Regions from separate parts of the Homo sapiens genome. Here region 2 is linked to region 1. A link is an interaction called in ENCODE POLR2A ChIA-PET data of the cell type or tissue named here. Cell type or tissue: Panc1. All regions are shown on one strand. Each heading gives the region's core, and the rest is flanking DNA. Links, peaks and the distances in the headings are about the cores only.

What was found. Peaks named below come from ENCODE experiments on the same cell type or tissue, not always from the same donor. Only the 100,000 strongest peaks of a DNase experiment are listed, where the experiment ranks them.
Region 2: POLR2A ChIA-PET joins it to region 1 with 11 read pairs; 2 of 35 experiments call an interaction of 5 or more read pairs at or near these places.

What each region holds. Positions count from the first base shown.
Region 1 is chr5:124,954,286-124,959,673 of GRCh38, forward strand. LOC107986391 (a long non-coding RNA gene) reads left to right here. Exons shown (of 5, transcript XR_001742528.2): 4 at 4,342-4,647. Among named protein-coding and RNA genes, the nearest start is that of ZNF608, 210 kb to the left of the region's middle. In Panc1, for the core only: no CTCF peak of the experiment used is centred there; no DNase peak of the experiment used is centred there; H3K27ac peaks cover 277 bases.
Region 2 is chr5:125,066,056-125,071,443 of GRCh38, forward strand. All of the region lies in intron 2 of LOC101927421 (a long non-coding RNA gene), which reads left to right. Among named protein-coding and RNA genes, the nearest start is that of ZNF608, 320 kb to the left of the region's middle. In Panc1, for the core only: no CTCF peak of the experiment used is centred there; no DNase peak of the experiment used is centred there; H3K27ac peaks cover 320 bases.

The DNA.
Region 1 (5,388 bases), core at 94-5,093:
TGAAAATTTGTAAAAATGCAGGGATATATCCTGTCTTTCCAAAATGACTTGTACCTCAGGGCAATCCAGTAGTTAGCAAAGGGGCACTTCTCTTTCTTTTTTCTTAAAGACAGGTCTCACTCTGTCACCCACAATGGGAGTGCAGTGGCTCAATCTTGTCTGCAACCTCTGCCCCCTGGGCTCAAGCAATCCTCCCACCTCGGCCTCCCAAGTAGCTGCGACTACAGGCACGCGCCACCATGTCCAGCTAATTTTTAATTTTTTTTTAGAGAAAGTGTTTTGCCATGTTGCCTCAGCTGGTCTCAAACTCCTAAATTCTCTCTCCTCAGCCTCTCAAAGTGCTGAGAGCGATCCTCTCTCCTCAGCCTCTCAAAGCGCTGGGATTACAGGCACAAGCCACTGCACCCGGCCCGGGACATTTTTCTTTATAAACACATTTAGTTAAGAAGTGAAGAAGAAATGATATAACTACAGCATTACTGTTTTGCAACTCATAATACAAACATAGGCCTAGGCATTGATGATTAATGACTGCTAATTTTACAAAACAGAGATAGCCAGATACTATGGCCTCCTAATTCAAGTACATACCATCTAACAAGTGTTATTGTAGAAAAAAAAAAAAAGAAAAAATCCTGAATCTGATTGAACTCCAGATCTAACTACTAACTTTCTTGATTGCATCATAAGAATTAGTGTTGCTGAGAGCTGTATAATTAAACTAGGGACAGAGGAGCATGTTAAGCAACACTGTGAATATGCAATTAACAAAATCTAGATCGTGGAAATTCTACAGGTCTAAAGACTTACTTCGTTTAACAAATATCAGGAAAATTTGAATACTGTCTTGGATATTTGATGATATTAAGGAACTGTTAATTTATCTAGGTATGATAATGGAATTGTGGTTATATTTAAAGAAAATGGTACTGATCTTTCAGATATACATCAAAATATCTTGAGATGAAATAATATGATATCTGAGATTCGCATGAAATAATTCAGTGGGAAATGGTACAGTGGTGGATGAAAAGTAGCTGTGAATATAGATAAAACAAAATTTACTTGAGGTTTTAATTGTTGAAGCTGGGTGATGCATAGATAATAAGTAGTTCATTATGCCATTTTCTTTACTTTTGCATATATTCACAATTTTTAATAAGGAAAATTAGAAATAAATTCTCATTTTGAATATGTAAAAACCATGTCTAAAGCAGGATTCCTTGGAAAAATGCAGATTTGGGGAACTGTACAAAGATTTTATCATTCCAGAAATGAAGAAAGTTATTGAAGACTTTAGGGGTCATGTTGCAGGGACTAAGTAGCCTAATTGAAGAGGTTTCCACTAATGAAAATAATGGATCTAGACAATGATTATCAATGGCAGCTAACAACTCAAAAGGAGAAATAACTAGACATTAAATGCATCATAACGGAAGTACACAATACCACCTAAGAAGCATTCTTACAAAAATTTAATACCTGAAATGATCAAGCTTCTAGATCTAACTATAGAAAGTACAAGAGACAGAGGAATATATTCAATATCATTACAAGGAAGCAATTAGAAAAGTCCAGACTGAGAAACTCTATTGACAAATGACCTAGGCTCTTCTCCTCAAATGAACTGAAGGAGAGAAGAGGGGAAGGGGTGAAGAAAGAATAAGAGAGAGTGAGAGCAGAAGAGAAAGAGGGAATCTATAGTTTACAGGAGTCTTAAGAGACATTTTTAACAATTAAATGTTACGGACATCTTTTAGATTTTATTCAAAAAGTATTTTGAAAATTTGACAGGGAAATTTCAACACTGGATATGTGAAAATAATAATTATTGTTAATTTTTTAGTATTTAATGTTATTTTGGCTTTTTAAAAGCAAAGTAGTCCTAATCTTTCAGTAATATACTATGAAATATTTATGGATATAATGATATGAACTGTGACTTATTTTATAATAACCCAGAAGTTGAGTTACAGCATAATAAAAATTGACCACAAGTTGATAATTGTTGAAACTAGACAATAAGTAATCGAATGAGCTATTCTATTCTTTCTACCTTTGTACATTTGAAAGTCACATTATAAAATGTTAATAACAACAAAACTCCAAAAGCCAAGGCCCAAAGACATTTAGTGACTTGCCCGATACTATGTATGTAATTAGGAGCAGTTCAGACCTGAAACTGGACTCTTGACTTCCAATCAAATACTCTTTCCCTTATAACAAGCTGTTTTGCAGGGAAGCCAAACTTCTGGGATACCAGATACCTGCCCAAAGCTTGACAAGTCAATGGGTGAACTGGGAAATACACTATGGTGCTATCAAATACTCATACAAGCAGCTCATCAGCAAGCAGCCAAGTGGCAAATTGGGATTGCCTGGGAGTGCACAGCAGCTGTTGACTTTTGAAGTATTGCCCGGAGCTCTTGGCTTTTCCCCATTTGGTCTTTAAGAGAGCCATTTGAAAAACAGGCTAGCCTTCAGAATGCCCAAACATAGTTGAAAGGCTGCTTAGTTTGTACCTAGACTTTTCTTGATTGCATCATAACAATGTTTTTGCTGAGATTTATATAGTAAGACCAACATGATGTCTCATGATGATAGCTAAGGTTACAGGGCCTGGACATCAGAGATTAGAGGATAGTCAGGTTGGAGTTTATTTATTTATTTAATTTTTGAAATGGAGTTTCACTGTTATCACCCAGGCTGGAGTGCAATGGTGTGATCTTGGCTCATTGCAACCTCCACCTCCCGGGTTCAAGCAATTCTCCTGCCTCAGCCTCCGGAGTAGCTGGGATTACAGGCGCCTGCCACCACGCCTGGTTGATTTTTGTATTTTTAGTACAGATGGGGTTTCACCATGTTGGCCAGGCAAGTCTCGAATTCCTGACCTCAGGTAATCTGCTTATTTCCACATTTACTAAGTTGGCTGATTCACTGGACACTAAAGCTAAGTAACCTTTGATGTGGGTCTGGCATTGTTGAGACACCTGAGCTGGTGAGAAGGTCTGTGGGCAGATGAATAATGAAGATCATACCGAAATTCAGAAAGGTGACAAAATAGCAGTGGCAGCAGTACCCAATCAGGAAAAAGGCAGGCAAATCCTTCAAAGTCAGCAAATACTGAACCAATATTTAAATGCAGCTAGCTAGGCACATGCTCATTGCCATTACATATCATCCTTATTTCTGGGTTTTCTTACAATGTATTCAGAGGTAGACGATCTCTGTGGAGGGGATTTGTGGGAAAGAAAGGCAAGGTCATATTTTTCTATTGTCAGTGCTAATATTAATACTCTCAGCTTTTCAAAGTCGGTATTCAGGTGGTTGCTCCTGGTGGAGATCTATTGCTTTCTCCTGTCCAGTGTCCCGTTTGTTTTTCCAGCAACATCCCATACTTTCTTTGAAAAACAATCACTTCCCCATCATGTGCAGTGTTGGTAAAATTGTTAATCAAATGGGCACCTCAGTGAAGTTTTGCTAATCTGACTCTTTCTAGAGGAAGTTTGGATATTGCAGTTATGATTCACCCCAGCAGTGGCATCCTATAAGAGAGTGGCTATTGGATCATGCTCCTGGAGCTCCAGAACTTAGCTACTCAGAAACTTACCTTTAATTTTGTTATTTGTTCCCTATGATCTATAAGATTCTCTTTTTGCTTAAGTCAGAATTGGTTTATGTTGCTTAAAACCAAATCTAAATGACATACCATTCACAAATCATAGCCAGCTACTAAAGGAACAAATCAAGAATATTTAATATTCCTCTAGTATGAGGTAAGGCAGTACTTTGAGCCATACTTAACACAGGTTTTTGGCATCTAGTAGAATAAAATCTTTTTTTTTTTCTGAGACGGAGTCTCGCTCGGTCACCCAGGCTGGAGTGCAGTGGCGTGATCTCGGCTCACTGCAAGCTCCGCCTCCTGGGTTCACGCCATTCTCCTGCCTCAGCCTCCCGAGTAGCTGGGACTACAGGCGCCCGCCACTATGCTCAGCTACTTTTTTTGTATTTTAAGTAGAGATGGGATTTCACTGTGTTAGCCAGGATGGTCTCGATCTCCTGACCTTGTGATCCGCCTGCCTTAGCCTCCCAAAGTGCTGGGATTACAGGCGTGAGCCACCACGCCTGGCCTAGAATCAAATCTTTTTTGCTCTTTGACTTATTCTTAGAGAAAAATCAATTAGGATACTGAAATTTTGGTGCATTTTTGGTTTTCCTTTTTCTCTTGAAAAAAAATTCATTGAAAAGTCATATTTATATGAGCTCACAGTGCAATATACCAATTTCACACTCATATTTTTCTTTCTTTCTTTTTCTTTTTTTTTCTTTTTTTTGAGACAGGGTCTCTCCCTGTTGCCTAGGCTGGAGTGCAGTGGCACAATAACAACTCACCGCAGCCTCGACCTCCTGGACGCAAGTGATCATAGTTTTATTTCTATGCCTTCTGAAGGACTAGATACAGAAGACAGTAATAGCTTGAGCCTGAGATGGGAAAAAACTTTCTTAAAATCAAAGAAAATTCATGATGGCCAGAATTTACACACTGCTTCAATTCTTTTCATCTATATTTTCAAAAAGATACTTGGTCATACTTTGCAAAACTTGTCACAGAAAAGAAATTATAGTCTGGATAAACAAAGAGTAAATGTAAGTGATAAATACTTTTAGTTAAATATTCATTTGACTACAGAGTGAATCAAGACCATTTTTTGGAAACCTTGAGAGACAGGAATGGGCTTCTTACCAGATAAGAAATGCAATAAGCCTTTCTTATTTACAGGTCATGTGCAATCCCTTGAAGATGGATGATTATCTTTAGCCTTCGGGTAGGGACAAAGTAGAACTCTGGAGCATTTTTCATTTCTTAGGTTCATTCATGAAGGTCCATTGTGGCTCCCTGTTATAAACTGAATTGTGTCTCCACCAAATTCATATGTTGAAGCTCTAACCACCAATGTGGAGATAGGACTTTTTTTTGTTTGAGATGGAGTCTTGCACCATCGCCTGGGCTGGAGTGCAATGGTGCCATCTCAGCTCACTGCAACCTCTGCCTGCCTGGTTCACGCAATTCTCCTGCCTCAGCCTCCCGAGTATCTGGGACTGCAGGCGTGCACCACCACACCTGGCTAATTTCTTGTATTTTTAGTAGAGATGGGGTTTCACTATGTTGGCCAGACAGGTCTTGAACTCCTGACCCAGTGATCCTCCCACCCTGGCCTCCCAAAGTGCTGGGATTACAGGCGTGAGCCACTGCCACCGGCCAGAGATAGGAGTTTTAAGGAGGCATTTAAAATTAAATGAGGTCACCAAGGTGGGGCCCTAATCCAATAGGATGGGTGTTCATATAAGAGGAGGAAGGGACACTAGAGATTCCTCTCTTTCCGTGCT
Region 2 (5,388 bases), core at 308-5,307, 110 kb after region 1:
CATCGTCTCTAATTCTGACATGTTCTGCAGGACATCCTCTCTGGTAAGATGTATCATAAATACAAGCAGTGTGAGGGTTTGCAAAATGGAAAAATATTTCCTTTATACATTCTTCTTCTTAACTTCAGTGTGTGCTTTGCTTACTGTTAGGGGGGCTTTGAAAGTTTTTCTAAAAGGGAAATAGAGAAAGAATAGAGTTGTTCAAGTGCTCTAAAACGAAGAGAATGTGGGTCCTTTTATAAGAAGCCATTTAACCTCATTCTACTTCAATTTCACCTCTTTCTAAATGTGTCTGGAATAGGGGTGAAAGGGCAACGGCCCCTGTGCTTGTGATGCATTAAAGTTTGGAAAGGGAGAGAGAGCTGCGGTGGTAGATGAATCCTACATTAATGTGTGTTAGAATGTCCCAAGTATGTTCCCTTAGTCTTTTTGAAAACAGCAGGTAGAAGCAAATGGCCTCCCTCCTCCTTTCGACACTTCTCACAAATTTTTCTTTAAGAGATTCAGAGGATGTAATGCAAAGTATCAGCATGGGTTTTGGGTCACACATGCCCAGGGTGGGATTCTAGTCCTTCAGTTTGCTAGCTGTATGCAGTTAGCCAAATGACACAATTCCTCTGAACTTCAGTTTTCTTATTGGTAAAATGTACAGAAGACCTAACTTTTCCATTTGCTACAAGGATTACAGAAAGTGATGCCAGTTGCCTAGAATAGTAGGTGCTCAACAAATACTAACTGATGTTATTGTTCTTGTGATGAGTTCAGATGGGAAACATACTATGAAATCAAGATTTATTCAGGACCAAGTAGTTGGGGGGCGTTGTGCAAAGGCCAAGATTTTATTCCTCTCTAAAAGGATCTTACAGGCTGGGCACGGTGTATCATGCCCATAATCCCAGCATTTTGGGAGGCCGAGGCGGGTGGATCTCCTGAGGTCAGGAGTTCAAGACCAGCCTGGCCAACATGGTGAAACTCCATCTCTACTAAAAATACAAAAATTAGCCAGGTGTGGTGGCAATCACCTGTAGTCCCAGCTACTCAGGAGGCTGAGGCAGGTGAATCGCTTGAACCCAGGAGGCAAAGGTTGCAGGGAGCCGAGATCATGCCACTGTACTCCAGCCTGGGCGACAGAGCAGGACTCCATCTCCAAAATAAATAAATAAATAAATAAATAAATAAATAAAAGGCTGTGAGAACAGCCTTGTTGGGAAAGTAGGCAAGTGTGCATGTGATTCCTGTCCAAAGTGGTGAGTGCCATAATCAAGATATATATACTGTATCCTAGTGGAGTCAGGGAATCTGCCCATATTCAACATCAAAGACTGCTACAATGGAAAACAGGAGTTTCAACTTAAGGTAGGTAAACTTGCAGGACTTCTTCAAATCAATAGTCTTAAAAAGGACCTTTTCCCCAAATTAGATTTTAGCAAATTCAGAAGATTGAGTGGATCTTTTCTCCTACCATTTTATTTTTATAGTAGCTTTCTGGTCAAAGAATTTATTGTACAAGTGTACAACATGATATGCTTTGTCACATTTCTAGTAATATAGGAGAGAAAAACCCTGTCTCAACCACATAATACAACATCTGACATGCCTGGATCAATTTTTGATTATTTTATCAAATGTTTTGGATCACTGCATGTTTGATCACTAGATTTCTATAAAATTATTTTTGCAAAAATGAAAATGTCAGTCAATTTTGGTGGGGAGGTATTATGATCAAAGACTGGACAGAGAAGTCACAAGCCTTTAATATCTTCTTCCCTTCTTTGTCATTCCATGACACCATGGACAGGATGTGGTCAGTGAAGCCAGACTTCATTTCATGTTGCTTGTTGTTTTGTATGTTTGAAGCCTGATCCCAGCTGTATTTGAAACAGAGATTTCAAAGTGTTTCTAATCAAATATTTTGGGAGGGCCGGGTGCGGTGGCTCATGCCTGTAATCCCAGCACTTTGGGAGGCCGAGGCGGATGGATCACGAGGTCAGGAGATCGAGACTATGCTGGCTAACATGGTGAAACCCTGTCTCTACTAAAAAATACAAAAAATTAGCCGGGCGTGGTGGCGGGTGTCTGTAGTCCCAGCTACTCAGGAGGCTGAGGCAGGAGAATGGCGTGAACCCGGGAGGCGGAGCTTGCAGTGAGCCGAGATCGCGCCACTGCACTTCAGCCTGGGCGACAGAGTGAGACTCCGTCTCAAAAAAAAAATATTTTGGGAGATCATTTGCATATTTGGGAGATCATTTCCTTTAAGAGGAAAACAAAAATACATAAATTCTCCTGTGCCAAGAACAAACACACTGCATGAGCAAGCAATTTTTCCTCTTTTTCTCTCATTCACTATTCAAACCAGATTTAAAAGAAAAATTTTAGATCACTATTCCCAATTGTAGAAGTAATAGATATTTGTTGCAAAATATATAAAAATTGGAAAATAAAAATCACTGTATTTAAAAATCACTAACCAGAAGTAACTACTTTTGGCATTTTAATTTTAGTAGAATAAAAATTTACTTTCCAGAAGTATTGGCGTAAACTGTGGGTACTCTTCATGACTAAAGTGTGAAAAGGTACACTAAAAAGAAACCTGGAGGGTATGCATGTGTGGGGGCAGTGCGTATATGGGAAATTTGTTACTTCTCTTCAATTGTGCTGTGAACCTAAAACTGTTCTAAAAAATAAAGTCTATTAGAATCCAATGACTTTGGCTTTTTTTTTTTTTTTAATACTCACATACATAGGTTTTTTCCATGACATCGTGTGAAAGAAAGTATATGTGCATGTGTGTCTGTGTAAAATTATATTTTTAGTTTTACTTATCTGAAAATTGAGCTGTTAATGTGCCTGGTAAGAAGGCAAACAGGCTAGTTGCTATGGCGAAAGCACTAGTAAGAAAAGACAGAAGATCTTCACAAAAGTACACGTGGTTACCAAAACACTGAAGTTTCCACCCTCTTATACAAAAATCTCACTTGATTTGATATCCCAAGTACCAGAGGGCCTAGGAGGGGTCAGCTGTCTCCTGGACAGTTTTGTCTCCTGGACAGTTTTGTGACCTGATTTTGATTACACCCTTAAGAACCTTTGCTCATTAAACATCCCTGACCCTTGTTGAAAAGACCTTTTTAAATTGGACCCAAATAATTAAGGTAGATATTTAGAAGTCAGAAATGTGAAGTTGAATGATCTAGTTTGATACTCTGTCCTCCTTTGCTCTGTGGTCCCTTTCTCACTGAAGCCTTCCTTGACCTCTCTATTAAAAATTATAATCCCCTTCCACTCTCTTTCCTGTTTTAATTTTTTCCGTAACATCTTACATATTTATTTATTTTACATATTCTTTTTTCACAATTTCAACTTTTATTTTAGATTCAGGGTGTGTGTGTGTAGATTTGTTACATGGGTATATTGTGTGATTCTGAGGTTTGAGGTATGCTTGATCCCATCACCCAGACAGTGAGCACAGTACCCAAAAGTTTTTCAGTCTTTGCCCTTCCTTCTCTCTTCCTCCTTTGTTACTCCCTAGTGTCTGATGTTGTCATTTCTATGTCCATGAGTATGCAATGTTTATCTCCCACTTACAGTATTTGGTTTGCTGTTCCTGCGTTAATTTGCTTAGGATAAAGGCCTGTAGCTGCATCCATGTTGCTACAAAGAACAGGATTTTATTCTTTTTAATGGCTGCATAGTATTCCAATATTTTACATATCTTCTATTTCTCTCACTGGAATGCGAGTGCCATGAGGGTAAACACTTTTGTCTGTTCTTTTCTGCTGAATCTCTAGCTCCTGGAACAGGAGCACTTGGGCACACTGAACACTTGAGTGTCAGGGTTTGTTGGGTGTCTTAGTAAATTAGAGATTTATGTTATGCTTATAAAAGACAAGTCTCAGAGAATGGTCCTGAATGGGGAGGTTGAAATAAAACAGTTTAAATTGCTCTGCACATTTAAGCAATGGAGAGGTTTTAGTTTGTTTTCTTTTGGCAGTTCAAGAGGGTAAGAGAAGAATGAAGAGACTGGATTCATGGAAGAGCAATATGGGAAAAACAGTCTATAAGGTCTATCTTTACCTCCAGTCTCTTGCTAACCTGAGAAAACCTGGGGGTTCCCTATCCTTAGTGTTCCTGTTTTACAGCATGTGACCCCATCATGCAGTCTCTGTCCTTTCTTATTAGACCCACCTGACCTGGGACAGTTAAGAGATTTCCTGGGGTGGCGAATAGCCAGCGAAGACTATTTTCAGTTTGAAGCTGGTTTTCAATTTGAAATTGTATCTTGTGCTGTGAAGTAATTAGCTTGTTATCTTTATACCTCATTAAATCTAGTGACACAACATAGCACATTAAAGTTTGAGAAAATTAAAAAACTGTACACTTAGAGATAATAGAACATAAATTTGAGGGAAAAGAATAAACAGCAAAATTAAACAAAATATGAAAGAAAAGTTGAGACCTAGAAAATAAATTCAGAAGGTCCAATAGTTGATTATTAGATAGTATGAAAAAGGGCAAGAGAGAATTGTCATATAATGATGAGAGACAATTTATTATTGTTGAGAAAATACAAGTTTTTATTTTAGATAGATTCAAGTGTGGCCAAACAATCTAGACATTGACTTACAAAATATCAATAAAGCAAAGGTAATGACAAGACTCTGATAGCTCTCAGGAAAAAAAAGTTATGTAAAGTTGGATAACAAACAGATTGATATAAGATTTCTCTTTGGTAACAATGGGTATATAACACAATATCTTCAAAATGCTGAGGGAAATATTTTTTGAAGCTAGAATTATATATATAAACCATTTTAGTCCAGTATAAAGGTATAAATGAAGACATTTTAGAGAAGGTCACATAATGTTTCCCTTTTACATAGCCAATCTGAAGAAAATATTTGACAACATGGCTTACAGAAATGTAACGTGAAGCAAAAAACAATAGGAAGTCAAGAAATAAATGATGGAATTAACCCAAAGATATAAAGACTGGAATACAGGAATGCTAGCTAAGTAGTATGGAAAACAAGTCAAAACTAGCAGAAAATGCAAAGTACTCCAAGAATGACATCAGGAAGAGTGGAATGGATTAACTCAATTGCTACGAAAAGCTGGAAGATCTTATTGGCAAAATGAGGAAAACATGCAAATACTGATAAAGGGAAAAAATCTGTAAGGAAAGATTTGGCCAAGTATGAAGAAAACTGGGATATGGCATAATTTTGAGAAGTTGATGGACTCTAAGAAAACATATGTTCCCTTCAGTTCCCCTAGGATTCATCACATTGGATCGATAGATATGGAAATATAGTCTTACCATACAATGTGGCTTTTCCTAAGAAAATAGTTTTCTGACATTGGCACAATGTTTTTTATGCTTCAAATATC